Linked DNA regions of Homo sapiens: regions 2 and 3 are each linked to region 1. The links are chromatin contacts, found by Hi-C or POLR2A ChIA-PET in ENCODE. All regions are on one chromosome and are shown on one strand. The core of a region is the stretch at or near the end of the contact, and the rest is flanking DNA. Distances in the headings are between cores, read along the strand shown. Region 1 has its middle 22 kb from the start of TMEM78. Region 2 overlaps NUP133 (nucleoporin 133). Region 3 has its middle 96 kb from the start of LINC02815.

Region 1 (3,873 bases), core at 559-3,058:
CAGGCCAGGCACGGTGGCTGACGCCTATAATCCCAGCACTTTGGGAGGTCAAGGTGGGCAGATCACCTGAGGTCAGGAGTTCGAGACCAGCCTGACCAACATGGAGAAACCCCAACTCTACTAAAAATACAAAAAATTAGCCAGGCATGGTGGCACATGCCTGTAATCCCAGCTACTCGGGAGGCTGAGGCAGGAGAATTGCTTGAACCCGGGAGGCAGAGGTTGCGGTGAGCTGAGATGACGCCATTGCACTCCAGTCTGGGCAACCAGAGCAAAACTCTGCACCAAAAAAAAAAAAAGAAAAAAGAAAAGAAAAAGAAAAGAAAAGAAAGAAACTTCTAAGTAGCCCATATCTAATCTGGTGGTGGGAGATAGTTAGTTCTTTTTTTCCCCAGCAATTCTGCGTCCCAAAGTGCCCTATCACATCCTAGAGCCACACAGCTCTCCTGCGGGGATCTAGACCAAGATTAACACATGACGTGCTGCATCCCACAAGGTGGACACCCCTTCCAGTGTGCCCAGGATTGAGTGGCTTCCTGGGATGCAGGACTTTCAGGGCTAAAGCCAGAACAAACTGGTCCCCTACCCACATGACCCTTATCCCTCCAGAAAGAGACCCAGGCCTTCAAAGGAAACAAACTAAGCTACCCCTGTGGACAGAAGGCACCTAGACCAGCCCCCCAGTTGGAAGACAGACCCAGCATCATTTGAAGATTAGAGGTGTGGAACCTTCCAGACTAGTCCCCAACCAAACCACTGGTGCCAATCCAGGCCTGAATGGTCCCCTAAGCCAGGCTGAGCCGAGCCTGGGCACTGAGCTGTACCCTCCTCTGAGCCAGCTGAGGTTGTGTCCCCATCCCACCCACCCACCCTCTCTGGGATCCCAGGTCCCTAGAGCAACTCTTGTCACATCTGACCAGGTAGGTGCCTGGGTATGGTGAGGATGCACACCATCCAGGGTGATGCCCACATGGCACTGCCAGTTCTGTGCATCGGGCTATGAAGAACACTCTCGTGGGGTTTATTTTTGCTGACATCTCTTAGCCCTGGTAGGGTGGAGTGGGGTTGGGGATGGGTGCAGTGTGAGCAAATTGTGGCTAATTTTGCTTCTGCTGACCAAGAGACTAGATGAGGTTTATAGAATGCACGTAAAAAGCTGAGGGAAGTGGAATGGGGTTTCCACTGGCCTTCTTTTCACCCTGTGGGTGGCTCAGCCTCCCCTCTGTATATCCCAGCCCTATGCCTACAGAGGCTCCCTTGTACCCACAGGCGTTGGTCTCAGGCCTGGATACAGGGAAATGAAGAGCATGGAGAAAAAGTGAGCAGGAAGGGAGAAGAAAAGGAGGTGGATGGGTAAGGAGAGAAAAGACAGGGCCCCAAACTTGCCTCAGTGCCCTGAGTAAAGATGCTTACCAATTCCTAAATACCGCAGTGGCTAAGAGCTCTACATCTATCAGCCACATGCTGACTCCTCCAACAACTCTAGAAGCCAGGCTGGCTTCTGTCCCATTTTTACATAAAAAGAAACTGCCTCAGAGAAGCTGAGCAATTTACCCACAGTAACACAGCAGTCAGTCTCATCACAGGGAGGCGTGACTGCAAAGCTCTCAGCAGCGATAATATACAGCTTTCTGTCTTTTAAACTTCTATTTGTAGAAGTACACGGTGAATCTCCATGCCAAGGAAGCTTTCTATCATCCTAACTGAAAGACCTACAGGCACCGAACTCATTAACAGAAGTACCTGGGGAGTCAGAACCCCTCGCCTGAGTGCTGGGAACGGCTGATGCGCGCCCCCTGCCGGCTGTTCCGAAAACAATCAAATAACGTGAGGCTGGCAGCCTGGACCGGGATGCTTCACAAAGAAACGAGAAAACGGCAGCCATGCTGAGACTGTTCTGGATTTGGAATATGCAATTCTGGAGACAAGAGAGAAAAGAGAGGAGTAATTCAAAACGGCTAGTTCCCTAGAGGAATGTTTGAGAGAGTGGTTGTAAAATGCAAATGGCCTTTCAGCTTGAAAATTTGCAGTGGCAGGTAGATTCACACAACCTGAATTCAGAATACAAAGAAAAGGCAAGAAATGAGATGTAATCCTTGACTAAAAATAAAAACAATCACAAAAGCCATACATAGATATATAGAAAATGTTGACAAAAACAATATTTGAGTGCTTACTATGAGCCAAGTACCATTCTAAGAGCTTTGCCTTTATTATCTCATCTAAGCTTCATAGCAATTCTATGAAATAATACTGATTTATCAGATGTGGAAAATAGGGCATACAGATGTAAAGCAACTTGTATAAGGCCAAACAGCTAGAAAGTAGCAGTACTTTACAGGGATAGATACAGTAAACAAAAGGCAGGTGGAAGAGGGATTACAGGTTGCTCTTATCCAGAGTGGTTGCAGCCAGGTGCAGTAGCATGTGCCTGTAACCCCAGCTACTTGAGAGGCTGAGACAGGAGGACCTTTTGAGCTCAGGAGTTTGAATCCAGCCTGGGCAATATAGCTAGACGCCCTCCCCCTTCCCACCCCCCCGCCGCCGCCATATCTAAAAAATAAAAAATGTCAGGCGTGGTGGCTCACACCTGTAATCCCTACACTTTGGAAGGCCGAGACTGGAGAATTACTTGAGCCCAAGAATTCAAGACCAGCCTGGGCAACATAGCAAGACCTCTCCCCACCCCTATATGTACAAAAAAATTTTTAAAAATTAGCCAGGCATGGTGGTGCTCCTGTAGCCCCAGCTTCAGGAGACTGAGGGGGGAGAATCACTTGAGACCAGGAGGTTGAGGCTGCAGTGATCACGCCACTGCATTCAGCCTTGGTGACAGAGTGAGACCCTGTCTCAAAAATAAATAAATAAATAAATAAATAAATAAATAAATAAAAATGCTTGAGACCAGAAATGTTTCCAATTCGGGAATTTTTTGGAATATATAAGATATATTCCAAAGTCAACATTTTTAAAAAGATATATAATGAGGTATCTTGAAGATGAACCCCAAATCTTAAGACAAAATTCATTTATGTTTTATATATAAACCCTTATAAACACAGCTTCCAAGTAATTTTATGCAATATTTTTAATAATGTTGTGCATGACAAAGTCTTGAATGTGTTTTGACTGTGATCTGTCACGTGAAGTTAAGTGTGGAATTTTCTACTTGTGGCATCATATTGCTGCTCAAAAAGCTTTGGATTTTAAAGCATTTTTGATTTTGGATTTTCGGATTAGGGATACTCCACCTGCCTAGACTGCGGGAACAAATATGCCGGCTTCCCACGCGTGGGAAGTGATAGTGTTTTCCAGGAGTGATGAGGTATTTGAGCTGCCTGTTGCTCCTTCCTTATTCCCATTCCCCTTGTAACCAAAACAAACAAACAAACCAGCTAGGCATGTGTAAGCCCGAAGGCTAAGGTTGCTCATGTCTGGCCACAGTAAAGAAGAAGCCCAACCAGCTCCCCCTCCCAGAACTGGAATTTCTGTCCCCTGTACCATGAAAACATCTCACCTCCTGAGCTGAGTAGCCACAGAGACAAAGAGGGTAAGGAAGGGAAAGAACCTTAGGCTTGGGGCTGTTTCCTATACCTGTGGTTTTTAAAAGGAATCTGGCATTCCTAGGCAGACAAGAATGCAAACTGGCCAAGGTACAGAGACACCTGAATCCTGTTCCTCAGACCCAGAGAGACGCTGGGAGGTCATATTTCCTGCTTTGTTTTCTGCTGTAAGATTCCGCTGTAACTCCTTGCCTAACAGAAGTGGGTGAGTGAAGGCAGCAACGTTTCCTACAGCGGACCTCCGTGTGACTCCAGCTCCTCCCTAAAACATAAAGCCTGCTAGAGCATGGGGCTGAAGAGAGTGAAGAGA
Region 2 (3,873 bases), core at 606-3,105, 250 kb after region 1:
CACAGCTGACTGGAGAAACGCAGAAAAACTCTTGAAAGCGTGAAAGGCCAGGGTGAAGCTGGTGACCCAGTCACGCTACAGGTTATGAAAATACAAAGGTGACTATGGCAAGATTTAATAAAAAATTACAGAAAAAGTTCCCCAAAACTCTCATGAACAAAAGATTTAGTGTTTTTTGGGCTAAATAAAATGAAAACCAAAATAACATAAAAATCAATTTCAAAGAAATGATGCTATAAAAACAGTAATATTACCTTAGCAAAAGATTAAACAGACAGTCACACTTAAAAGTGTTATCTACCAATTGTGACCCCAGGGGCCATCTGGCAATGTCTGACGATAACTTTGGGCATCACAAGTTGGGGGAAAGGGTGCTAATGGCATCTAGCAGGAAGTGGCTGGTGATGCTGTTAAACAGCTTACAATGCACCGCTGGAGTGCGGTGACGGGATCTCGGCTCACTACAACCTCCGCCACCTGGGTTCAAGCGATTCTCCTGCCTCAGTCTCCTGAGTAGCTGAGATTACAGGCATGTGCCACCACACCCAGCTATTTTTTTTTTTTTTTTTTTTTAAGAAGAGACAAGGTTTCACCATGTTGGTCAGGCTGGTCTCGAAGTCCTGATCTCAAATGATCTGCCTGCCTTGGCCTCCAAAGTACTGGGATTACAGGTGTGAACCATCACACCCGGCCTCAAATGACAATGTTAATGGGGTTGAGAAATCCAGCTTTAAAGGCACCACAATTCTGTTTGTAAGGAGTCTACATCTTTAAGAGAGCTAGCTGACACTCCCCCAGAAATCATCCCTTATTAAGTCCATAGTACTTCACCCATGTTGGGCAGGATGAGTTCAGCACAGCTGTGCTACAGGGCCCATGACACTGTTCCTGAGGGTACTGCTTGCTCAGGACTTAGATCAGGGGTCCCTTCTTGTGCCTAATAATTTTCCCCTGTAAAACATCTTAAGATGACTACACCAGGTTGAATAGTGTCTCCCACAAATTCATATCTACCCAGTGCCTCAAAATGCAACCTTATTTGGAAATAAGGTTTTTGCAGATACAATTTGTTAAATTATGATGAGTCTAAATCCAATGACTGATGTCCTTATAAGAAGGCCACGTGGGCTGGGCATGGTGGCTCACACCTGTAATCCCAGCACTCTGGGAGGCTGTGGTGGGTGGATCTTGAGTCCAGGAGTTTGAGCCCAGCCTGGCCAACATGGTGAAACCTCGTCTCTATTAAAAATTCAAAAAATTAGCCGGGCATGGCAGTGTGCACCTGCTGCTTGGGAGGCTGAGGCAGAAGAATTGCTTGAACCAGGGAGGCAGAGGTTGCAGTGAGCCGAGATCACACCACTGCACTCTGGCCTGGATGACAGAGTGAGACTCTGTCTCAAAAAAAAAAAAAAAGGCCATGTGAATGTGAGGACAGCTACGTGACAATGGAGGCAGAAACTGGAGTGACACATCTACAAACCAAGGATTGCTAGCAGCCACCCGGAGCTGAGAGAGGTGAAGACAGATCCTTTCTCAGAGCTTTCAGAGGGAGGGCCCTGCTCATGCCTCGCTCTCAGACTTCTGGCCTCCAGAACTGTGAGAGAAGACACTTGCGTTGTTTGAAGCTCCTGGCTTGTGGTGATTTGTTATGGCAGCCACAGGAAACAAATCTAATGACTGGTCACTTGCTGCATTATCATTTACATTTTGAGATGCCACAAATGTGACAGAATTTTAATTACAGGATAAACTTGTGAAAGATAAAAACACAGTACTTCAACTGAGATTTTTGAAGACTGAACCATGTAAAAGAACAAGATTAAAAGAATATAATTTTAAACAGAAACAAAAAACTTGCCTAATGGTGCCCCCTTCTGGTGACAAACTAAGCTCAGTAGATCACGAGGTACAGAATGTTAGAACTGTAAAAGCACTTTGGAATCTGTTGTCTCTGTGAGTGAGCCGCTATGCATCAGACACCAGTATGAGTGGGATTATGGAACCATGGGCTCAGAACTGGGGGAAATGAAGGTAGTACACTCAGTATATTCCTTCAAAACAAAGATCTGACGATAAACTAATGATCCTTTAGCCATGCTAACTCCCACCCCACTCAATACTTCGAAAAGGAAGAAACAGAAACACAATGGCAGAAATGTTCAGCATCTGTCCAAAGTTTCCCACAGCTAACAAGGGGCAGAGCAGGGGGGCTGGATCACCATTTTCCTGAGTATTTATTCAAATGTGAATTTGCCATACCTTTTAAGGAAAGTACCAGAATACATGAGCAGAATACATGTCTAAGATAAACTGAAATCTGCATTTGCCTTAAACCCAGAAGAGTATTAGAGCAGCAAGTGTGACCAAGTGAGGACAATCACTCCCCACCCCATACGCGCATCTGCTTAGGCACGCTCTCACTACAGCTGGACTTGCTCTGGCCAACAGGACACTAGCAAACGCCATCCAAGCAAAGACTTAAAGAGTGTGCACTGACACTTGTTCTCTTGCCACTCTAGAACCCTGTGATACATGAATAAGCCCAGGGCAGCCTGCTAGTTGAGGAGACATCACAGGAATAGAGAGCGAGCTGGCCAGCCTATGGCCCAGAAATGTGAGTACGGTAAAGAGCAGCCAGCCCAGCTGCAGACCAAAATGAGTGAGCCTACTCCGAAAAGTAAAACTGCCCCGAGTCCAGCCCCAACAGTCAAACTGCAGAATTGTCAGCTATGTTAAATGAGTCACTAAGGTTTGTGGTGATTTTGCGTAAAGCAAAACTCAACTAATAGGCCAGGTCTAATTCTTTTGCTTTTTTTGAGACAGGGACTTGATCTGTCACTCAGGCTAGAATGCAGTGGTGTGATTATGGCTCACAGTAGACTTGGCCTCCCGGGCTCATATGATCCTCCCAACTCAGCCTCTGAGTAGCTGGGACTAGAGGCGTGCATCACCATGCCCGGCTAATTATTTTTAAAATTTTTCTTTGTAGAGATGAGGTCTATGTTGTCCAGACTGGTCTCGAACTTCCGGGCTCAAGAGATCCTTCTGCCTCAGCCTCCCAAAGTGCTGGAATTACAGGTGTGAGCCACCACACCAGGCCATAATTCTTTAATATTACCAATAAAACTTTGCATGCGGCTGGAAGTGGTGGCTCACGCCTGTAATCCCAGCACTTTAGGAGTCAGCCTAAAATCAGGAGTTTGAGACTAGCCTGGCCAACATGGTGAAACTCCATCTCTACTAAAAATAAAAAAATTAGCTAGGTGTAGTGGTACACGCCTGCAGTCCCAGCTACTTGGGAGGCTGAGGCAGGAGAATCGCTTGAACCCGGGAGGCGGAGTTTGCAGTGAGCCAAGATCGCGCCACTGCACTCTAGCCTGGGCGACGGAGTGTCTCAAAAAAAAAAAAAAAAAAAAAAAAACTTTGTAAGCAACTTATTTGCACCTTAACGTTATACGTAAAAGACCCTTGCAAGATGTCTTCATGATCACCATTTTTAATGGTACATTGTTTTTCATGAAGTGGAGAGAGTATGTTAGAGCCCATGTTTTTTCCCTAACCTAGCTAGCTGGAACCCTCCCATGGCTACTAAGTTCAGAAGAACAGTTTATTAAAGTGCTAAAGCTCAAAAAAACATTCTCCTCTTGATAGCATCATTCCTCCAACTTGCTCCCACCAGTCAATAAGTAGCACATGTCAGTAAAACATATCCTCACACATAAAATAATCCATAATTTAAAAAACATGTTATACCTGCAGTATTGCAGAAAGGCAGCTTTCAGCAACTTGATTTTATCTTCCTGGGCTATAGTTTCATTCTTTGTAGTGGTCTCAAAAATCATACTCTGCAAAATAACAAAGTATAGTTTAGAG
Region 3 (3,873 bases), core at 425-2,924, 170 kb before region 1:
TCAAGTCTAAGATGAGCCAGGGGCATCAAGTAAGCTGGTAACAGCACCTTGCCTTATAGGCCAGCAGGCCTTGGTCTTACGTTATGGGTCACATAGCCTTAGTGTTATGGGTCACAGAACGCCCTAAGAGTAACCTGATGAAAATGATGGGCCAGGCAACTGAGGAAGCTGCACATCAGCACCCACTGAGTTGTTGCAAACTATTTTTTAATTGCATTGGAAATGTGTTCAGTCATATAGGCAGAATGTAAAATCAACCTAGAGAACGTAACAGGATATTACACGAGGACTTTTCCGGTTGTGTTAGGATCTTTGCTGAAAAGAACTCTTAACAAGCACCTGCACATTCTAAAGGAACATATTTGAAATAATTGCTAAATGGTGCTAAAAGGTGGCCAAATACTAGTTCTTTGAATTTTAACCAATCACACACCTCTAGGCTACATAATGGAAAAATGAACTCATTAAAGGGATGCGAAGATGCCTTTAAGGAAAGCTGGAGTGTCGGTTGGGTATATTACTACTGCCTCTGGGAGGAAGCCACCCTCCTCTCCACCCCTACCAAGCCTAATAACCAGTCCCAGAACAGGGGAGTCAAGGCTGCCCTCTCACCTGTGGATGTAGTTCAGGGGTCAAACCAGGAGAGGAAATGGAAGTGAGAATCAAGGGCATCCAAGTGAAACAGAGAAAGGAAAAACCACTCGATGGATCCCTGAGAGTGCTGGTCCAGCCTCCGTCCTCACCTGCTGGAATCCCACCTGCCTTTCGAGGCCCAGCTCCATCTGCCATTCTGGAAGCCTCCCACAGCTGCCAACTTCAACGGTGATCTCTTGACCCCCTTACAGCACACTTGGCCATTATGGGCCCTCGGATGCTGCCCAGGTATCATGGCAGCAGCACTCCCTGGGTCATAAGTGGCCTCTGCCACATGCATCTTTCACTCCATCCCCAGCCCCAGAGAAGACAAGCATCTCACCTCTTCCCCCTCAGCACCTTGCCAGAGGTGCTCAGAAAACAATTCATGAGTGATTACACAGCTAGTTAGGTACAATTCTGCAGGCCATTTGTCTAAACTCAGTCCCAGGCTGTTGAAGTTACTCCAACCTGGATACTGGATACCCCTAATTCTCCTAAAGTTTCCAGCTGGGTCCTGAAAGCTACAAGATACCTATCTTTCTCAAACATATTGTCCCCAGGCTGGGTCACCCAGTGGAAAGGCCAAAAACATGCTTAGGGCAATAGCAAGATAGGGAGCCCAACACTTTTTTTATGTGATGATTTACATAGGCATCATGAGAAAAACGCCTTCTTAAACATATGGCTTAGTGTCGGATCTGCTTTTAGTCGCACATGGGTGACCGAGGTGGGATGTGCCAGGTCTTTTCATGCTTGGGGCTCCTACTCTGCTGGCACCGACCCACGCCGTCTAAGATTGTGGCTTTTAAAGGTTCTGTGGCTTTTAAAGCACTTCCTGTGCAGGTCTGCTCCGCAGCTCCAGGCGCTACACCTTCTCAACCCACAGGTCAGGGAATAGAGGCCCAGAGAGGGTCAGGGATCCTAGTCCGGGGTTGGTGAGCCCCCTGGGTAGGGGATTTATTCAAGGGCTGGGGCAGATGCTGTGGATGAGGCTTCCCCACTCCCTGCTGTGCAAGGAGATCCTGTTGTTGGCATTGCCAGCACACCGCCAGCACTTGATCCTCTGGCTCAGAGCCCATTTACCTGAGCAACTTGCCGCAGTGCTCTGAGGTTCCATTTCCTCCATTACAAAACATAGCTAATAGTATCATATCTCTCTGGCCTAATACCAGAACTTTAATTAGGCTTAAATGAAACATAGGAGAAAACAACTCAACCAGGACCTAGCATGCTCCTTCAGGTTTTTGTTAAGGTTGGGGCCCTGGGGGACAGGAGGCCCCATCCTGGAGCAGGAACAGGAAAGTGTGACCGACTCTCCTTGACACCCTGAGTGGCAGATCCAGAGCGCTGTCACCAGGAACAAGGGGAAGCTCACCAGCGGGAGCCTCCCAGCCCTCCGCTGCAGTGTCTTCCGGGCTGCTAATGGGTTTCACGTGTGCAGAGGCCAATGCCTCAGTCCTGGGGATGGGGTCTGGGACAGCTCCTGTGGCTGTCTCCTCAGCCGTGAGCAGCCGCATCCTTTTACAAATAATGAATGCCGTTTTCCATAGCTGCCACGATGCAAGAAAAACTGAAAAAACAACCCGGGTGAGAGGACAGTCTGTGCTGCTGGGCAGAGGCCAAAACCTGAAAACAAAGCAGAAACTCAGACCACAGGTTGGCATTCTGTGAGATTCAGAGGACCTGGGTTGAGGAAGGAGTGTCTCCATGGTCACAGCACAAACGTCACTTAGGAAAATTTACACTCCTCTTCCCACCCAGGGGCCTCATTAAACCACCCACCGAGACATCCCCAAAATATGATTTGAAATGAGCAAAGGATAGTTTCTTATTTTTACGCACATTGTTATAAATGTAGCATCTTTTTTTAAAATGTGCTGTTTTATTGCTGTGTTACAGGGATTTGCAAACTTTTCCTGTAAAGGACCTGATTGTAAGTATTTTAGACCTTTGCGATCACACATACAGCCTCTGTTTCAACTACTCCGCTCTGCCGCTACAATGCGAAAGAAGTCTTAGGCAATAGAAAGGGCATAGAAGCGTTCCAACAATACCTCATTTACGAAAACAGGTAGGGGGACAGATTTATCCCACTGGCCAGTTTGTCACCCTCATGCTCTGTGATATGCCTTCTAAATAAAACCATTGTGTTTGTGCTGCAAATACAATTATAGGACAATTTCTCTTTCAACCAAACTCCTGCCTTCAAGCCCCTTCTATGTAAAAACCCTGGAACCACCCTTGGTCCTGCAGAACATTCCCGATACCAGCTGAGGTTTCTGTGCACCAACTCAGGCGGCCTCCCTGGCCAGAGACAGGAGGAGCCAGGAATTCTGAGTTAGTCCTGAAGACAGCCAGAGATCAGAGAGGTCAGTGCTCTTGGCTATTCACATAGGAAGTTGGTTTTCTGTTCTTTTCCAGAGAACTGCACAGATAATACACAGATCGATGCCAAGTAAAACAAGAAGGAAAAGCTGGCTCTGTCCAGGAAAGAGCTGACAACAAACGTGTCCTGACTGGGAAACGCTTTCTGCTGCTTCCTCCCTGCTGCCCGGCAGTGAGGGGAGAGGTGGGACTGGGGCCATCGGGCCCTCACGTGCCGGGCAGGGCTGCTGTGCTCAGCAGAGGATGTCTGTACAATCTCATTTCCTTGAGATTTTCAAGAAAAGGTGAGGTTTTCACTGCTTAGAATGAGGGATAGAGACAAGATTTCTTGAAGAACAGGAAGGGCAAGACTTCTTACAGTTTTTCCCAGTGCTACTATGATAATCATCATGGCCTGATGAAGGTTAGAGTTCTAATTTATTAATAGTTTCCTAAGTGCCAGGCACTGGACTAAATGTATAATCTCCACTTTACAGAGACAGAAGCAAAGATTTGAGATAGCCTGTCTAAAATCTCACTGTAAGTGGAAGAGCTGGAGTTTGAACCCAGATAAACAGAATGCACAGGATGTGTGTGTGTCTGTGTGTTTGTGTGTGTGTGTATGTGTATGTGTGTGTGCTATGTTTGTGTGTTTCTGTGTATGTGTTTGTGTGTATGTGTATATGTGTGTGCATGTGTGTGTGTGTGTATGTGTGGGTTTGTGTGTATGTGTATGTGTGTGTTTGTGTGTCTGTGTGTTTCTGTGTGTGTGTGTGTGTGTGCATAAAGAGAGAGAGGGAGAGAAACTTTATTTTAAGGAATGGGTTTACAGGACTGTAGAGGCCAGGGTGATCTAAAGTCTGTAGGGCAGGT

What was found. Hi-C counts contacts between places; a loop is a spot of excess contacts on that map. ChIA-PET counts read pairs that join two places held with the same protein, here RNA polymerase II (POLR2A). Pooled maps may share reads with other maps.
Region 2: a map with no recorded cell type shows a loop between it and region 1 (10-fold over the local background). The contact joins two enhancer-like sites. A Hi-C loop is called at or near these places in 3 of 37 single-sample maps with no recorded cell type and 6 of 50 pooled maps.
Region 3: a loop to region 1 is called in a map of MCF 10A, with 3 times the contacts of the local background. The contact joins two enhancer-like sites. A Hi-C loop is called at or near these places in 5 of 168 maps with a recorded cell type or tissue (Caco-2, HepG2, MCF 10A and 2 more), 1 of 37 single-sample maps with no recorded cell type and 9 of 50 pooled maps. POLR2A ChIA-PET finds 5 or more read pairs at or near these places in 3 of 52 experiments (HEK293, K562 and MCF 10A).

What each region holds. Positions count from the first base shown.
Region 1 is chr1:229,225,848-229,229,720 of GRCh38, forward strand. No RefSeq gene overlaps it. Among named protein-coding and RNA genes, the nearest start is that of TMEM78, 22 kb to the right of the region's middle. RefSeq lists an enhancer at 2,207-2,932. Within about 2 kb of position 1,809, at least 3 of the 41 ENCODE cell types and tissues checked have a DNase peak (open chromatin) inside an H3K27ac peak, as active enhancers do.
Region 2 is chr1:229,480,301-229,484,173 of GRCh38, forward strand. It overlaps NUP133 (nucleoporin 133), which reads right to left. Exons shown (of 26, transcript NM_018230.3): 12 at 3,754-3,845. Among named protein-coding and RNA genes, the nearest start is that of NUP133, 26 kb to the right of the region's middle. Within about 2 kb of position 1,856, at least 2 of the 41 ENCODE cell types and tissues checked have a DNase peak (open chromatin) inside an H3K27ac peak, as active enhancers do.
Region 3 is chr1:229,056,782-229,060,654 of GRCh38, forward strand. No RefSeq gene overlaps it. Among named protein-coding and RNA genes, the nearest start is that of LINC02815, 96 kb to the right of the region's middle. RefSeq lists enhancers at 2,061-2,561, 3,189-3,688. Within about 2 kb of position 1,675, at least 16 of the 41 ENCODE cell types and tissues checked have a DNase peak (open chromatin) inside an H3K27ac peak, as active enhancers do.